2 separate regions of the Homo sapiens genome follow, and region 1 is linked to region 2. Evidence: chromatin loops called from intact Hi-C (ENCODE). Cell type or tissue: heart right ventricle. All regions are shown on one strand. Each heading gives the region's core, and the rest is flanking DNA. Links, peaks and the distances in the headings are about the cores only.

Region 1 (3,775 bases), core at 179-2,678, 76 kb before region 2:
AACAACAAAAAGAATCGTCTTTGTGAATAAATCTCTCACTGATAGGAAGAGCTCTAAAGGGACCCAAGTAAAGAGCCAAGACCCCCAAGGGCTGTCCTGCCCTGCCTAGTTCTGGGGAGAGGGAGCTGGGGGCGGAGGACAGAGGGAGGGAAACTGAGGCCAGGCCGACCTCTGGGCCAGGGCGGTGGGCCTCTCCTAGCGTGGGGGGTTGAAGGGGCTTCTCCCTGGGGCTGCAGCTGCACCCCTGCAGGGGCGCCTTTCCTACTACGCTGCAGGGAGACGGCGTTCCCCGGAGTTGGGGAGGGAAGTGCGTTGTAGCCCCAGATTCTCTTTCACAGGAGGCTGAGCTGAGGGGGACCGGGCGAGGAGCAGGGCGTCACCCACTGCGAAGGGCTAACTCCGTGCCTTTCTCTGGGTAGCCACAAACCCAACACCCAGTCAGACCAACCACAGTTCCCAAACGGCTTCCTTCCATGCAGCTCCCTTCCGTTCCCGCCCCTGCCCTGCCCTTCAGGGAAGCCGGGAGTGGCGGCTGGGCAGTGGCCTTCCCGCGTGCCCACATCCAGGCGGAGTGGAGCGGCGCTCACGGGCAGGGCCAGGCGTCCAGTGGTGTCCCAGGGGACGCGGGGTGGGAAGCGACCCAAGGCTCTAAGGGGAATGGACAGGGGAGGGCGCCGACCTCACAGGGACGCCTGGGGAACACATCGGAGCCACACCTCTACCTCCTAACTCTACAGGAAGGGATCTTGCAGGGAGCAGGAGCACCCGGTGGCACATGCCTTTTGGGAGAAGGGAAGTGAATTCGCTGTTCTCACTTTTTCAGAGCTGTGAAAAAGTCTGTCTGGCTTCTGACCCAGAGAATCTTACCTTTTTTGTCTTTTGAAGAGAAGGGCGCTTAATGAAGAAAAAAAAAAGCTGTCATCTTCTAAACAAGAGGAACAATTATTTTTCCAGCTTTTTTCTCTTGGAAAGAAATTTACTTCCTGTTCGTAGTTCATTCCTTCCCTCTTACACGCATGCGTTCATTGAGGAGGACTCTTCCCAGTCGCCTCCTTGCCCAGCCTGCTAACTGCTAGAAACCAACAAGGGCATACCAGGGTCTGACTTGGGAAGAGTTGCCAATCCATCCAGGAGGGCCCAGTGAAAGCAAACATTCCGAAGGTAGGTAGCCATGATGGAGGGCAGCCCCCAGAACATGAGCAGACCTCCCCTGCAGGAATCCTCTCCCTGTGGGGAGGGAGCAACGAATCAAATCTCAGCTCCCTGGGGGATATCTGACACCCCCACCTGTGGGATTGTGCCATCCCCAGCCTCAGATAACACATGAACACACACAAAGAGAGCCCCAACTCCAAGCTTTCAGAGAAGTGACATTTTAGCATTCTTGAAAGATGAAGCAGATGTTGCTCAGGGAAAGAAGGCAAGGAAGGATGATCTAGGCAAAGGGACAGGTCTATACAAAGGACAGTGGCTTGAGAACGTGTAATGCATTTAACTGACCTTCTGGAGGGCAGTTGAGTTAGAGAGGATGCAGGGGGTACCCAGACAGAGTGATGAGAAGAGACTGAGCAAGTAGGGTCAAGTCCCACGTGGGCTTGAGAAGCGAAGGAATCGCTTCAGCTCTAAATTAGCTCGGATGTATTTGCAGCAAGTTAATTTTCCCTGTTTGGATAATATTAAGTATTCAGCTGCCAGACAGTGGGGTGGGGAGAACTTTCAACAATACTAAAAGAAACCCATACCTTGATAATTTACTTTGCTATCTGATGAGCATGAAATTAATTTCCATATTAGCACATTATGTGGAGATAAGACACAGATAATACAAATTACAAAAGACACGTAGGTCTCTTACTAAATTTCTGAGGAATACAGTGTGTGCATTAGTCTGAAGCCAGGGAACCTAACGCGAGAGAGATTTGCAGGGAGCAGCAGTACAGAGATGGATTACCCGGAGAAATAGGTTTGGCTCTGGTGCTGATGTTTTCTTTTCCTCTGTGAATGGAAAAAGATAAGACATTTCTTATAAAATGTAACCATTTCTGGCATGCTTTCCCCCAATTCCTCACACATGCACACTCCCCAAGTGCTGCCAGACACAGAGGCCAGCTCTCAGCAGGACAACGGAAGTTCATTATCCAGCCATGTAGGGCTCTCCAACCCAGGCCCCCACGATCCTTGCAGAGGAATTGTGCAAATCCAGGGGGAAATGCCAGTTTCCAGTCCTCTCCGGCTTGGCTCTGTGTTCTGTCAGTCCAGCTTTGAATGATGAATTGATGAATTTCCCATTCGGCCTAAGGCTCTGAGACACCATCACCACTGAGCCTAATCCTAATGCGTTTTTAACTTTTTCCCCTTTTTAACCAGGCTCCAAGGAGAAAAGATTGCTTTGAAAATACTCCCTGGACAGGCTCACAGACAGCCAGAAGGATGAATGCCACTTTATTTGAAAGACTGAAGGCACTGGGGGTAAAAGAGTTGTTAGAAACAACCAGCATGGGCTTCAGACCCCCATGGCTGTGGCCAAGGCCAGCTTGTAGCACCCTCAGGACTGCTTGTGGCCTGCCTGGCCCTCTCTACATAGAGAGGAGGATGTTTAGCAGGTATATAGCATGTGAGCTGTCCTATTCTGGAAAGAATGGAGACAAGGGCCAGGACTCGGTTGGCCATGACCTTGCTGTATGACCTTGGGCAAGTCACTGAATCTTCCTTTTTCCTCCCCCGTTCAATGAGGAGGTTGAGCTACATGATCTCTAATATCCCTGTGAATGTTAATGTTTATTATTTCTATTATTCTATTGATTAAAAGCCATGTCATGTTTTTGCCTTATGGTGGACATGGTGGTGGGCCTTCCAGATAACCCTTTAATGAAGACCTTGTTGACCAGCAGTTGAGAATGTCATCGGGAAAAATGGCCTCTGCTGCAGAGGGCTGCCTGACCAGATGGATGTGGGTGTCAAGGCTTGGACCTTTCACCTCTACTTGTTACTATGCCAAAGGGTGTTCTAGCTCCACAACTCCTCACGCAGTTGCCAAGGCTGTCATTGGGCCTCAACTTCTCTCCCTGCCCAATCCTGCTTCAGCCCCTTCCTCCCATGAAAGCTTCGCCTTAACAAGTAGCCTGCATATTACCCTACTTCTCAGAGTTAGCTTCCTAGGAAGCCCAGCCTGACACACCCATTTCCATAGACTCATACAATTTTGAGCCTCCAACTTTTCCTTCCCCAGCCTAGTCTTCCTCCATTGCCATTTTACAAACAGAGAAATAACAGCTCAGAGAATGACTTACCAAGTTCACTCTGTCGGCAGAACTAGGGCTATATCTTCAGTTCTCTGAGTCTCGGCCATGTCCTCTATCCATCATACCTCACTGCTTTCCCCAACCTATCTCATCTTCCTTGCATAGTGCAGAGAGACATGTAGGCAGAGATAGATCGACTCATCCATCCATCTCCACTGCAAGGGACGTAATAAGCAAAGGCATGAATTCATGAGTTATTTGCTGCCTCTACTTTAAATAGATAAGCCATCAGTTTTCATTTGGGGATTTTTTTTTAACCTCTCTGCAAGGCTGTATCACAAAGACACTACAAGCTCTGGATTAGGAACTAGGAAGCTTGGGTTTTCATCTCAGCTCCTCACTCTCACATTGCAAAAATGCTGCAGCTTGCTATTAGGCTCTTTCAGATGTGAAGGCTGATTGCTCTGGGCCTCCACTGAGGGTAGAGAGGAGAGTTAATCATGGAATAATAACCGGTGATGATGGTTATGTAA
Region 2 (2,500 bases), core at 1-2,500:
CTGCCTCCTGGGTTCAAGCGATTCTCCTGCCTCAGCCTCCCGAGTAGCTGGGACTACAGGCTCCTGCCACCACGCCTGGCTAATTTTTTGTATTTTCATAGAGACAGGGTTTTGCCATGTTGCCCAGGGTGGTCTTGAACTCCTGAGCTCAGGCGATGTGCCCGCCTCAGCCTCCCAAAGTGCTAGAATTATAGGTGTGAGCCACCATGCCCGGTCTTAAAAATTTTTTTTACCATAGAAGTCAAACACTAAAGTTTACAAATGATTATCTTTTAAAATATTCCTTCAGACAGAGTCAGTGACATTCCTATTCCCTTGAGGGGGTCATGTGGAAAGGAAGAAGTTGTACAAAAGCATCTACAAACAGTGTTGCAACTTCAGGGCACCAAGAGTTCCAGACAGTGTACATTGAGGTGGCTTCAAGGAAAGGGGTGGCTGGAGAGGTAGTCAAGGACAGGATGGGGAGGGACATCTGGGCCTCTCACACAAATTAGAACCCAGTCTGCAGGGAGGTGGAAAGGGCTTAGAGTTAGGAGTGCAATGCCATTTTGCTAGGAGACTGAGCAGCAGGGCCAAGCTCTCTGGGTTTGGATCTAGACTTTGCCACCATGGCTCTGTAATCTTGAACAAGTTACTTAACCAGAGTTTTCTTCCATTGTAAAATGATGTTAATAGCATCTATTTCAGAGGAGTGTTGTGACACTGTAGTTAAAATGAGCAGAATTATACCTGGTATGTAGAATTAGCCATGACTACTACTAGAACTTCAGTCATTGTTACCTTTTTGTGCTTTCTTGGCTAAGTGTTGCTGCCTGGGAGCTCTGACACCAGTGGGCCTCCAATATTCCCTTATAGGAGTGACTGAGTAACATCAATCTGGTTGGAAGTTGTGGAGGTAGGTAAAGGTTCCACTTGATACCATATCTGCATAGCTATTCAGGCAAGAGTGACTAAAGTTAACTGATCAAATAAAATAATGAGGTTCTGGAGGTTAGGGTGTGGTTAAGGTCTTGCTAATGCTACACGTATTGTGTGTGGGGGAGGGCAGGAAATGAGACTGACTAAGATCTATGGCAATGGCTAACACTATACAGCTCTAGGAAAGTTCCTTTTACATCAGTATCTACTTAGTGCTCCTGCTTAAACCTCTGCTCTACAATGAAAGCAGGGAACTAAAGTAAGATGGATGGGGAGAAGCACCAATGGTCTAAATATGTCTGAGACTTGAAATGCAGAGGAAGTTACAAAGCCATGGCAAAGGTTGAGTTTGTTTGTTAAAATATATGATGTGTTTCAGCACACGTATGTTTATTGCAGCACTATTTACAATAGCAAAGACTTGGAACCAACCAAATGCCCATCAATGATAGACTGGATTAAGAAAATGTGGCACATATACACCATGGAATACTATGCAGCCATAAAAAAGAATGACTTCATGTCCTTTGCAGGGACATGGATGAAGCTGGAAGCCATCATTCTCAGCAAACTAACACAGGAACAGAAAAACAAACACAGCATGTTTTCACTCATAAATGAGGGTTAACAATGAGAATGCATGGATACAGGGCGGGGAACATCACACACTGGGGCCTGTTGGGAGGAGTGGGGAAAGGGGAGGGAAAGCATTAGGACAAATACCTAATGCATGTGTGGCTTAAAACCTAGATGATGGGTTGATAGATGCAGCAAACCACCATGGCACATGTATATCTGTGTAACAAACCTGCACATTGTTCACATGTATCCCAGAACTTAAAGTAAAATAAAATATATATGTATATGATACATTTCATCAAAACATGAGAAATTAAAAGAACAGCATCTCAGCTTCCTCATAAGTTTGCACACACAGGAGTAGATTTTAAGATTCTTGTTTGTCTCAGGGATTGTTCTAACCTTCATTAGGAATGCCAACTTGATTTGCTACTAGTTCCCAGCCCAGCTGAGCTGGGGAGTTTTTTTAGAGCATGAGGTCTCTCATATTGCTGTGCAAGTGTCTGCTGGCTGCAGACACAGGTCCCCAGCATGGTTCAAAGCCAATTTCTGTCCCCCACCTCACTCAAGAATGGCACTGTGGGGGCATTTGTCATGGCCTGAGAACAGGGCAGCAGGGACTGCTACCATCCTTTGATGTCGTGCAAGCAAAATACCCATTGTTTTTCCATTATTGAATATCTATTCTTTTCCCATAAGTTTGAAGTCATAGCTTAAAACATTAGAATGAAATATTACCCCCACCCCACCCCTTCAGCTGGATAGAGGACAAAGAGAACACAGAAACCTGAACACTCATGGCAGAAACATCCACAGAAAAATGCCTCTGTTTCCAAATTAATTTGGGTAGTGTCACCATTTGCTTTGCTATTATGTCAAGCCTTGCTTCCAGGGGCAGAAAGGTTTTACACAAATAGATCGTTAGTACTGTAGGGAGTTGAAGTTTACTCAATCACTACAAGAGCCACGGCTTTCAGAGCTTCTGACCATGACCCAGTGTAAG

The links. Peaks named below come from ENCODE experiments on the same cell type or tissue, not always from the same donor. Only the 100,000 strongest peaks of a DNase experiment are listed, where the experiment ranks them.
Region 1: it touches region 2 in a loop (2.0-fold over the local background); 3 of 110 quality-filtered maps call a loop at or near these places.

Annotation. Positions count from the first base shown.
Region 1 is chr2:134,027,568-134,031,342 of GRCh38, forward strand. LOC105373628 (a long non-coding RNA gene) reads right to left here and starts at 3,719. Exons shown (of 5, transcript XR_001739715.2): 1 at 3,291-3,719; 2 at 1,952-1,995; 3 at 868-1,227. In heart right ventricle, for the core only: no CTCF peak of the experiment used is centred there; a DNase peak (open chromatin) is centred at 1,146; H3K4me3 peaks cover 1,058 bases; H3K27me3 peaks cover 1,408 bases.
Region 2 is chr2:134,103,931-134,106,430 of GRCh38, forward strand. No RefSeq gene overlaps it. Among named protein-coding and RNA genes, the nearest start is that of MIR3679, 22 kb to the right of the region's middle. In heart right ventricle, for the core only: no CTCF peak of the experiment used is centred there; no DNase peak of the experiment used is centred there.